2 separate regions of the Homo sapiens genome follow, and region 2 is linked to region 1. A link is a contact called in ENCODE Hi-C or POLR2A ChIA-PET data. All regions are on one chromosome and are shown on one strand. Each heading gives the region's core, a stretch centred on a gene start or an enhancer-like site at or near the end of the contact. The rest is flanking DNA. Distances are from core to core; before and after follow the strand shown. Region 1 overlaps NGEF (neuronal guanine nucleotide exchange factor). Region 2 overlaps INPP5D (inositol polyphosphate-5-phosphatase D).

Region 1 (5,553 bases), core at 1,057-3,556:
CTACCTCAGAGGGGTTTTCCTGCCCGGCTGCCTTTTGGTGATAACCCATTTCTCCACCTCCCCTAGTAATATAGGAGACCAAGTACCCTCAGCAATAAAAATACAAATGGAGCATCATAAATTAGTTTCCTCTCTGGCATCCCTCGCTTGGGTGCTAGCTGAGGTCCCATCACTGGCCTCCTAGTTCTGCAAAACAAAGGACACTAGAGCATCGGAAGGATCTCAGGCTACTTGGACACGGTGACTGAAGAGAGGTTTGAATTTTCTATCTGTGAAACCGTTTCTATTTTTACACTGTCTCAGAACAAATATAACTGTGACTTATGTTTCACAGTTTATGCAGCTAATTTCATATACTTTTGACAGCTCTATCTTATTTTCAGCAGTTCTAAATGTTTTTCCCCTTTGAGAAGTTGAAGGGGCATATCCCACACCTCTCCATGGAGAGATGACTGGGCTGCAGGGCAGGTGGTTCTAGGTGTGACACTGGAGGAGGACACAGTCCCAGCTCTCCCTCCCCTCCTGGGCAGAGGCCCACACCCAGAGGTGACCAGACAGGTGCAGAAACTTGCATGTGACTCAGATCTTATGGGATCACATGGACTGTCTCTGGGACTTATGACTACTTTCACATTTAACATTAATATTAGTAATAACTGAGCTGGGCATGGTTGCTGACACCTGTAATCCCAGCACTTTGGGAGACCGAGGCGGGCAGATCACCTGAGGTCAGGAGTTCAAGACCACCCTGGCTAACATGGCAAAACTCTGTCTCTACTAAAAATACAAAAATTAGCCTGGTGTGGTGGCGGGTGCCTGTAATCCCAGCTACTTGGGAGGCTGAGGCAGGAGAATTGTTTGAACCTGGGAGGCAGAGGTTGCAGTGAGTCCAGATTGCGCCACTGCACCCCAGCCTGGGAGACAGAGTGAGACTCCATCTCAAAATAATAATAATTATTAGTAGTAGTAATAATAATAATAACAGCAACAACAGGCTCTGGGGGCCTGAGCTTGAACTGTGGATTTTCTCTACCTGTAATTACATCTTTAGTTTTTAAACTCTTGACATCTTCTCCCTTGTTAAATTGCCCATTTAGATTTATTTTGCCTTATTTTGGTTATTCTAGCTTATCGTACTTATTCTTTTAATTTTCAATCTTCCTTACTTTGCCCTTTTACCTTCCTTCTTATTTTCTATTTTAATCACCTTTTAAATGTTCTCCCTTTGTGTTTTAGCTTTATCATAATTACCACTATTAAAATTCAGCACTTCTGGCTTTAATTCTTAATGCCAAATCTTTTTTCCCCCTTTAATTCTCTTTTTATCTTCCTATTTAAATTCCTAAGCTTCTGGGGCAGGGTTGGTCTTGGATTTACTGTTTTATTTCCTATTTCTTTTTAGCCATTGTCCTTCTTATGCGCTTTTATTTTGTTTACTTGACTGTTTATAACTGTAACTTTTCAGTAACCTAATTTTTTTTTTTTTTTTTTTTTTTTTTTAGATGGAGTCTTGCTCTGTCGCCCAGACTGGAGTGCAGTGGCACAATCTCAGCATCTCAGCTCACTGCAACCTCCACCTCCTGGGTTTGAGCGATTGAGCAATTCTCCTGCCTCAGCCTCCCAAGTAGCTGGGATTACAGGCACCTGCCATCATCCCCAGCTACTTTTCGTATTTTTAGTAGAGACGGAGTTTCGCCATGTTGGCCAGGCTGGTCTCGAACTCCTGACCTCAGGTATCCGCCCACCTCGGCCTCCCAAAGTGCTGGGATTACAGGTGTGAGCCACTGTGCCCAGCCTAATTCTGGTTCTTAAACTCCTATTTTATTGGTTCTATCAATACTTTATGGATAATATTAGTTAACTGTTTCTTCTGTTAGTCACAATCTTATATTGCAGCCAAATCTTTTTCTAATTCTTTTGAATTCTTAATGTAAGATGTTTACCTTATGGGCTGGCTCTGGGGAGGTGGTGAAAGCAGGGACTGATGGACCCATAAGCTTGTTTCTCTCAAATTCTCTCAAAACCCCACCTGTTCTGACCTTAGCAGGGCCCAGCCAGGTCCCTTCAGGGACAACCACTCAGAGTGGTTGAGCCCTGGATCCTCTTTATAGCAGCATGTGGCCTCGGGTAAATAAATCTTTGCTCTCCTCAAGCCTCAATTACCTCATATTTACAAGGAAAGGAGCGGCGTCTGAAACCAGCAAACACAGTAGACAGGGTCCAGCACATACAAGCACATGCTAAACTGCAGTCACGTTTGGGGGAGATTGAGGAAGGATATGTACAATACAGTTTCATTTCTGCAAAATTCAAAAACACGCCAAACTAACAAGGTAGCCAGCCCAAGATGCAAACCCTTCATCTAATATTAGAAAACACCAGAGAAGTCCCAATTGAGAAACATTCTGCAAAATATATTGGTCTGAAATCTTCACGAGTGTCAGAGTCACAAAACCAAGCAAAGGTCCTGCTTGGTGGCTCACGCCTATAATCCCAGCACTGTGGGAGGCCGAGGCGAGTGGATCACTTGAGGTCAGGAGTTCAGGACCAGCCTGGCCAACATGGTGAAACCCCGTCTCTACTACAAGTACAAAAATTAGCCAGATGTGGTGGCACATGCCTGTAATCCCAGCTACTCGGGAGGCTGAGGCACAAGAATTGCTTGAACTCAGAAGGTGGAGGCTGCGGTGAGATCGCACCACTGCACTCCAGCCTGGGCAACAGAGCGAGATTCTGTCTCAAAAACAAACCAACCAGCCAACAAACAAAAACAAGCAAAGACTGAAGAACTGCTCCCAGTTTAAGGACAGCAAAGAGCTGATCAGCAGGCTGCCATGATGATCCTAGACTGGGTCTTTTTACTCTAAAGGACATCATAGCAGACAATAGCAAAAAGCTGAATGGAGTCTGAGGGTCATTGGTGATACTATTTCAAAGCTGACTTCCTGGTTTTGATGGTTGTGTTTGGGTTATATAGGAGCTAGTCTTGGTCTAGAAAATACACACTGAAGTATTTGGGGATGATGGGATGTCAGGTCGGCAGCTGACCCTCCAACGGCTCAGGAAAAGTTTCTAAAAAGTTATTTGTACTGTACTTTACTTGCAATTTTCAGTATTCTTTTAAAATGTAAAAAACAATTAATATCTTGAAGGAAAAAAGACTGCAAGCTCTGGAGGGAGACTCCCAGACTTGACCTTAGGCAGGTTATTTCGGCTTTCTCTGCCTCAGTGTCCTCATCTTAAGTTGGGGAGAGTTAGAATATGAATAGGCGTATTACGAAGAAAAAGTAAGCTGTTATCCGTAAAGTGCTGAGAACAGTGATCGGCCCCCAACGTGCGTGACCTGTTACTATGTCTCGATGGTTGGAAAGTGTCCTCACCACAGGCCCTTTGCACCTGCTGTTCCCCCACCCACACTGGTGCCTGGATAGTTTCTATTCATCCTTCAGTTCTCATTTAGCTTCTTCTGCAAAGCCTTCCTCAACCTGCCACCCTTCCTTCATGCTTCCTGCCTCAGATGGCATTAGGAGCTCCTCTCTTTTTTTTTTTTTTCTTTTGAGACGGAGTCTCGCTCTATCACCCAGGCTGGAGTGCAGTGGCGTGATCTCGGCTCACTGCAAGCTCTGCCTCCCAGGTTCACTCCATTGTCCTGCCTCAGCCTCCCGAGTAGCTGGGACTACAGGCACCTGCCACCACGCCTGGCTAATTTTTTGTATTTTTAGTAGAGACGGCGTTTCACCGTGTTAGCCAGGATGGTCTCGATCTCCTGATTTCACGATCCGCCTGCCTCAGCCTCCCAAAATGCTGGGATTACAGGTGTGAGCCACTGCGCCCGGCTGGAACTCCTCTCTTAAGCTCCCACAGCATCCTACAATATCTCATCACCTAGATTAAAATGTCATTTTCTGGCAACTTATCCATCTTTTCTATTAGACAATAACTCCAGGGCTGGGCTGGTATCTTATTCACTGTCATATCCCCAGGCCTAAGACAGTTAATGAATGAATGAAAGCCTGGATACCCACCTCCCCTGTCAGAGAGAATAGAATAAAGCACCCTCCTTTAAGTCAAGGGTGTGATTCCAGGGCCCAGCTTGAGAGGGCTCCATTCACAGGGTCATCTATGTAAAAGATACCCCCGTAGTTGGACAGTGCACACCCTGAACTGCCTGACACTGCAGCCCTGACTCTCAACACAGCTCCCTCGGTAGACATTCGGCTCTGTTATCCTCACGCCAATAGGAAGAAAGGATTTTTTTATAGTTAGTGGCTCTAAAACAAAAATTGTTATTTTTGGCAAATGCTTCACCCCTGCAAACTTGAGGTGTCATTCATTTATGAGTTCATTCATTTAACAAATACTTATCAATCACCTCCACTGTCCTGAGTGCCGGTTTCTATCAGAAAATGTCTTATCTGGTGGCTCAAGGAGACATTTAGCCACCGCTTCCCCGGCAGCTTCCCAGGAAGCTCCAGTGCACCAAAGCTGGTGTTCCAGGGGCCTATTCCTGGACCTTAGTTTTGTGGCCCCTCTGCGTTCCTCCTGGAAAACGCTCCCGGGCCCCAGTCACCTCAGTTATGCTCCATAGAAGAAACCGCATACATCCTGGAGCACCAGAACTGCTTTTCTGGGAGAAGACCCCGGCTCTGGGCAGATCTCCCCCTAGGCAGGCAGCCAGGATACAGAAGATTTTGATCCCATTTCCTAATTTTCATAAAGGAATGTATATCAGTGTCATCAACAATGTATGTTAAACTTTTTCTTTTTTTTTTAAAAAAAAAAAGAATGTAAGTCAACTATCTTCTGGCTTTTTTTTTTATTTTTTGAGCATGTTGGTTGTGTAGGAGTAGCTGTCTCATTTATTAAAACTGAACAATATCAACAGGCAGACACACTGGTCACTTTTCTCTCTCTCTCTTTCTTTCTTTCTTTCTCTCTTTCCCTTTTTTTCTTTCTTTTTCTTTTTTTTTTTTTTTTTTTGACACAGAGTCTCGCTCTGTAACCCAGGCTGAAGTGCAGTTGTGTGATCTCAGTTCCTTGCAACTTCTGCCTCCTGGGTTTCAGCGATTCTCCTGCTTCAGTCTCCCCACTAGCTAGGATTACAGGCACGCGCCACCACACCTGGCTAATTTTTGTATTTTTAGTAGAGACAGGGTTTCACCATCTTGGTCAGGCTGGTCTCGAACATCTGACCTCGTGATCTGCCCACCTTGGCCTCCCAAAGTGCTGGGATTACAGGCGTGAGCCACTGCGCCTGGCCCCAATCACTTTGCTTTTTTGTTGTTTTTTTTTTTTTTTTTTTTTTTTTTTTGAGGGCTGTCTCACTCTTGTCTGCACTCTTGTTGGAGTGCAGTTGTGCGATCTCGGCTCACTGCAACCTCTGCCTCCGGGTTCAAGTGATTCTCCTGCCTCAGCCTCTGGAGTAGCTGGGATTACAGGTGACTGCCACCACACCCAGCTAATTTTTGTATTTTTTAGTAGAGATGGGGTCTCACCATATTGGCCAGGCTGGTCTCGAACTCCTGACCTCAGGTGATCCGCCTGCCTCGGCCT
Region 2 (5,485 bases), core at 1,749-4,248, 170 kb before region 1:
CAACATGGAGAAACCCCGTCTCTACTAAAAATACAAAATTAGCTGGTTGTGGTGGCGCATGGCTGTAATCCCAGCTACTTGGGAGGCTGAAGCAGGAGAATCACTTGAACCCGGGAGGGGGAGGTTGCAGTGAGCTGAGATCGTGCCTTTGCACTCCAGCCTGGGCAACAAGAGCAAAACTCCGTCTCAAAAATAAAAGTTTGTTGTAGAAAAGTGTTGACATAAAGATGTAAACTATGTTTATTTGAGAAGGCTAATTTTACTTAGAAATGTGATAATTAACCTACTAAGACCTAACTGATGAGATCTGATTAACTTGCAGGAAAGACTGTGCAAGTTGTCATTTAAAGAAAAATAATCAAAAGGCAGTCCTCTATGTGCAAAGCAGCTTGACAAGCGAAATAGACTGATTTTAAAACACAATGTGGATTCCCAGTTTTCCTTGACCCTGAGAATGGAGGGCGGCTCTGTGTCGCCGCTTTCCTTGGTCTCTGCACATGCCCCCTTCACTCATTCCCATCTCCGAACAGAAGTTTTAGGAAGGTTCCACTGACATGATAAGCAAAGATAGAAAAAGCAGGGCTCTCTGCCCATGAACCCTCAGCCCATGCCCCGACCCTAACCCCTCCTGGAAAGCTGCCTGGAAGCTCGGCTTCACGCCCCTGCTGGTCCCACTGAGGCAGAACCCCATAACCAGGATGGAGGGGCTGATGAGGAGGAGATGGAGTTGGCGGGAGGTGTACGAGCCTTAGTAGGAGAGGTCAGCAGGTGGAACCATGGGGCCTCCCCGACTCTTCCCCATCCAGTTTACTGCACTCAGCATCCAAACCTGGGAAGAAATGGAAACCCTGGGGAACTAAACAATGGGCTCGATGTGGAATTTTTTTTTTTTTTAGACGCAGTTTTTCTCTTGTTGCCCAGGCTGGAGTGCAGTGGCGCAATTTTGGTTCACTGCAACCTCTGCTTCCCAGGTTCAAGCTATTCTCCTCCCTCAGCCTCCCGAATAGCTGGGATTATAGGCGCCCGCCACCATGCCCAGCTAATTTTTGTATTTTTAGTGGAGAAGGGGTTTTGCCATGTTGGTTAGTCTGGTCTTGAGCTCCTGGATTCAGGTGATCTGCCCGCCTGGGCCTCCCAAAGTGCTGAGATTACAGGAATGAGCCACCGCGTCTGGCCTATGTGGAATACTTTCAAAGCATCTGTTATTTAGACACATATATAGAGACAATCAACATAGTAGCAACACTGGATATTCGGCTATTTGATAAATAGCACAAATAAATCAAGGAGCGTGCACAGAATTCAGGCTGGAGAGCCCAGGGAAGAACCAATGGGTATGTCCAGGTGGAAATAGGAACACGCCAAGTATCATAGCAACCCGGTGGCGTATGTGTCCCATCGGCATCTACTTCATATTTTGCCAAGTGAGAGAGTAGGAGGAGGGCAGCCCTGGCAGCCTCAGATGGATCCTTCAAGTTGGAAATGCGGCTTCAGCCCTGTCATTAGGATTTCTTTGGGGGGCAATGGAGCGTTTCTCACAAAGAAACAAAAAGTTATATTTACTAAGGCATGGAGATTACCAGGTACTAACTTATTAATTAATGTAGCACATATCCAGTGAGTGCCCACACTATGCCGGGCCGTGCCTGGAGACGGAGTGCTCCCCCACCCCCGTGGAGCACTTTTCCTGTTAAGGCCCATGCCCCTGGCCTTCTTGAAGCCAATGGTGCAAAGGCCTCTGGGGTGCAAGATGACAAGCACTCTTCTCTGGAGACCTCCCCATCTCCCTCTGGTCACCAGGCCCATAACTAGGATCGAAACCCAAGCCATCCAGCCCTGCCCTGGCTGGGCTCACTGCAGATGAAGGCCCAGCTGGACTTGAGTGGGGACTCACCCACTGGTGTCCATGCTTTGCAGTCGCTGGAACAATGTCTCGGAGAGGCTCGGCCGGCTGGTCTCGGTCGCTCGGGGATTCTCGTTTGAAAAAGGAACCTCCTTGGCCTCACAGGAGCTGGCAGTCAGCGGGATGTTTCTTGGGGGCAGCTCGGGTGGAGACACGACACTTTCTACTGGAGAGAACAGCAGGAAGGCCATTGGTGAGGACACTGTGCGCACAACCCGGCCTTCACCGCAGCCCCATGGGGTCCAGGCCACGACACCCACGTTATTGATCTCCATCTGCGTCCCCGTGTCCCTCGCTGACTCCCTCCTGGAGGGAGAGCCTCCTGCCACAGGGCCCTGGCTAGTGCAGTGTCTGCCCCACTGTGGCCATCAGCAAACACCTGCCAGGGCCAAAAGGCCTTGCTCCATGGAGGGTCTGGAAGGCCTGCAGGGCTGCTGACCTTGGATGGACTAAGCCCACAGCAGCAGGCAGGTGAGCAGGATGAGTCTGGCTCTCAGACTTTCAGGGGCTGAGACACCTGTCTCATGATGGCTGAGCCCTGGGCTAGGCAGAGGCCCAGTTCCCAGAATAGGCCAAAACCATGGAAGGGGACCAGGGGTAAGGAGACAGGCAGGCCTAGCCACACTGCCCCTCTCCCTCTCTCCCTGGTCCCCTCTCTCCAGCCTCTGTCCTTCCTTCTCTCCTCCCCCAGACTCTCAGAAACACATAAAAGAAAGCGAGGGGGTTCCCTTCACTCAGAGACATTCAACAAATGACTTGAACTTGGCCTGGGAGGTGGGAGCCCACCCATCGCCTTTAGGAGAAGGTTCATTCTGTACGTACACGAATGGAGGGTCCAGAGCTCTGTCTGAGCCTCTTCCCACACAGAGCGGCTGCCTCTGGCCCAACCACAGTGGGCCCCGGGGGACCTCCTCTTTAGAGAACAGGCCCTTCACTTCCTCTGTCTGGGGTTCTGAAGACAACTAGGAGTCTGCTTCGAGCTCCACGGTCTGGCGGTGCCTCAAGAGGCCCTGGGCCCAAACAGACCTCTTGGACTGCGCGGGCCTCATGTCGCATTGCTCTGGTTCGAGCCGACAACTGGGCGACCTCGTTTGCGGAAGTGAAGCCAGCAGTCATGAGACTGAGGTTCTTTTTTCAGCCCTCACAGAAACTTGTCGGGATCTTCCTCCAGACAGCCATGCCCAGAGGGGCCCAACTAGCTGGGATGGGCAGCCCGAGGGGAGTGAGGGTGTTTAGTGTGGAGGGCGTTTCTGCAGAACAGCTTCTCAGCATGGCCCTGGGCGCCTGGGGGCAGCTGTTCAGGTGCAGCCAGGGCGCGGTGCTGGTGAGTGACCTTGGGCTCACAATGGGACAGGTCAGCCCTAGTTCTTCCACAGCCTGACCTTCCTGATTCCAGAGGGCAGTGCTCACTCAGACCAGGGAGGCCAAAAGGGACAGGGCCTGCCTGGGACCCTTTCAGCCTCCATGGAGCTGCGGTCCTTTTGGAAACGAACAGCTGCACAACCATGAAAAGTGTGTTTCCATGAGGGTGGGAGGGAGCAGGGGGCCCTGGTGGCCCACAAGCCAGCCCACAGGTGAGGGAGAAAAAGGATGCCTGCAGCAAGCCCCCAGAACAGGCAGGAGCCAGGCAAGGGTCTCAGCGTCTGTGGACAAATCTCTCCTCTCTTCGGGGAGAGCCTGGGGGACCTGGTAGTCTCCACCTGCTGGAATTCAGGAAGAGCCCTGGCCAACTGAGGGGCCCGGTTAGGTATCTCATGGTTTTCTTTTAGGAAATAAGCCTTTAAAAAAAAAAAAAAACTTGTATTTTAAGTTCAGGGGTACCTGTGCAGGTTTGTTACATAAGTAAACTTATGTCATGGGGTTTGTTGTACAGATTATTTCATCATCCTGGTATTAAGCCTAGTACCCAATAGTTATTTCTGATCCTGTCCCTCCTCCCACCCCCTCAGGTAGGCTCCAGTGTGTGCTGTTCCCCTCTTTGTGTCCATGTGTTTTCATCATTTATCTCCCACTTAAGTGAGAACACGTGGTATTTGGTTTTCTGTTCTTGTGTTAGTTTGCTAAGGATAATGACCTCCAGCTCCATCCATGTTCCTGCAAAGGACATGATCTCGTTCTTTTTACTGGCTGCATAGTATTCCATGGTGTATATATACAACATTTTCTTTATCCAGTCATCACTGATGGGCATTTAGGCTGATTCCATGTCTTTGCTATTGCAAATAGTGCTGCAATGAACATACACATATGTGTCTTTGTAACAAAATGATTTCTATTCCCTTAGGTATATTCTCAGTAAATCCTTGAGGGGAAAAGTGGGGCATCCCCAGGTAAGCTCCTTCTCTGCAAGACTTTCTCCATCTGACTGTTGCTCTATTGGTCTTTGTCCCTATGCTGTAAAGGGCACCCTTAGTCTCACACACTTTTTAGGGACTGTATAATTTTTTTTTTTTTTTTTGAGACGGAGTCTCCCTCTGTTGCCAGGCTGGAGTTCAGTGGTGCGATCTTGGCTCACTGCAACCTCCACCTCCTGGGTTCAAGCGATTCTTCTGCCTCAGCCTCCCAAGTAGCTGGAACTACAGGCGCGTACCACCACACCTGGCTAATTTTTGTATTTTTAGTAGAGATAAGGTTTCGCCATGTTGGCCAGGATGGTCTCGATCTCCTGACCTCGTGATCTGCCCGCCTCTGTTTCCCAAAGTGTTGGGATTACAGGCGTGAGCCACTGCACCTGGCTGGGACTGTACATTTTTTTCAACATATTTTTAGGGGTTGTATTTCCCCCTCCCCCTTTTAATGATGACATAAAGAAACACCTTCCTCATCCTTCCAGTTAGGTGCAAGGGTCTCCTCCTTCACTCTCCTCTCAGTGAAATTCAGCAGATTGTAATCATGCTAATGACCGTAGCTGCATTTATGGAGTGCTTACTATGAATATGTACCAGGCTCTGGGTGCTACATTTCTCAACTCATTTGATCCTTGAGATACCATGAGAGGCAGGTACTATCGTTATTCTCTCTCTCTGTCTTTTTAAAGGCTAGTCAAGTGAAGCAGAGGAAGTTCAGTCTTTACTGTCTCTTTCTCTCTCTCTCTTTTTTTTTCTTAGACAAGGTCTCTTTCTGTCACCCAGGCTAGAGTGCAGTGGTGCAATCATGGCTCACTGCAACCTTGAACTCCTGGACTCAAGGGATCCTCCTGCCTCGGCCTCCCGAGTAGCTAGGACTACAGGCCTGAGCCACCATGCCTGAATAAATTTTTTAAAAAGCTTTTTGTAGACACAGGATTGCCTATGTTGCCCAGAAGGGTCTCAAACTCCTGGCCTCAAGCGATCCTCCCACCTCGGCCTCCCAAAGTTCTGGGGTTACAGGCGTGAGCCAGCAAGCCCAGCCTTATTTTACTGTCTCTTTAAAGAGAAGTCTGTGATTCAGAGAGGTCAGGTAATTTCCCCAAGGTCACCTGGCTAATAAGCTGGGGAGGAGGAATTTTAACCCATGTCTGCCTGACCAGAGAGCCTGTGTTCCTAACTTGTCCTTAACCCCCACGCCAACAATCTCCCTCTGATAATAGGACTCACCTAGTCT

Evidence for each region. Hi-C counts contacts between places; a loop is a spot of excess contacts on that map. ChIA-PET counts read pairs that join two places held with the same protein, here RNA polymerase II (POLR2A). Pooled maps may share reads with other maps.
Region 2: a loop to region 1 is called in a pooled map, with 2.8 times the contacts of the local background. The contact joins two enhancer-like sites. A Hi-C loop is called at or near these places in 1 of 50 pooled maps. POLR2A ChIA-PET finds 5 or more read pairs at or near these places in 2 of 52 experiments (Panc1 and naive thymus-derived CD4-positive, alpha-beta T cell).

What each region holds. Positions count from the first base shown.
Region 1 is chr2:232,952,729-232,958,281 of GRCh38, reverse strand. All of the region lies in intron 3 of NGEF (neuronal guanine nucleotide exchange factor), which reads left to right. Among named protein-coding and RNA genes, the nearest start is that of NGEF, 58 kb to the left of the region's middle. RefSeq lists an enhancer at 40-129. Within about 2 kb of position 2,306, at least 3 of the 41 ENCODE cell types and tissues checked have a DNase peak (open chromatin) inside an H3K27ac peak, as active enhancers do.
Region 2 is chr2:233,122,329-233,127,813 of GRCh38, reverse strand. It overlaps INPP5D (inositol polyphosphate-5-phosphatase D), which reads right to left. Exons shown (of 27, transcript NM_001017915.3): 4 at 1,895-2,069. Among named protein-coding and RNA genes, the nearest start is that of INPP5D, 65 kb to the right of the region's middle. RefSeq lists enhancers at 2,542-3,088, 3,089-3,636, 4,773-5,273. Within about 2 kb of position 2,998, at least 6 of the 41 ENCODE cell types and tissues checked have a DNase peak (open chromatin) inside an H3K27ac peak, as active enhancers do.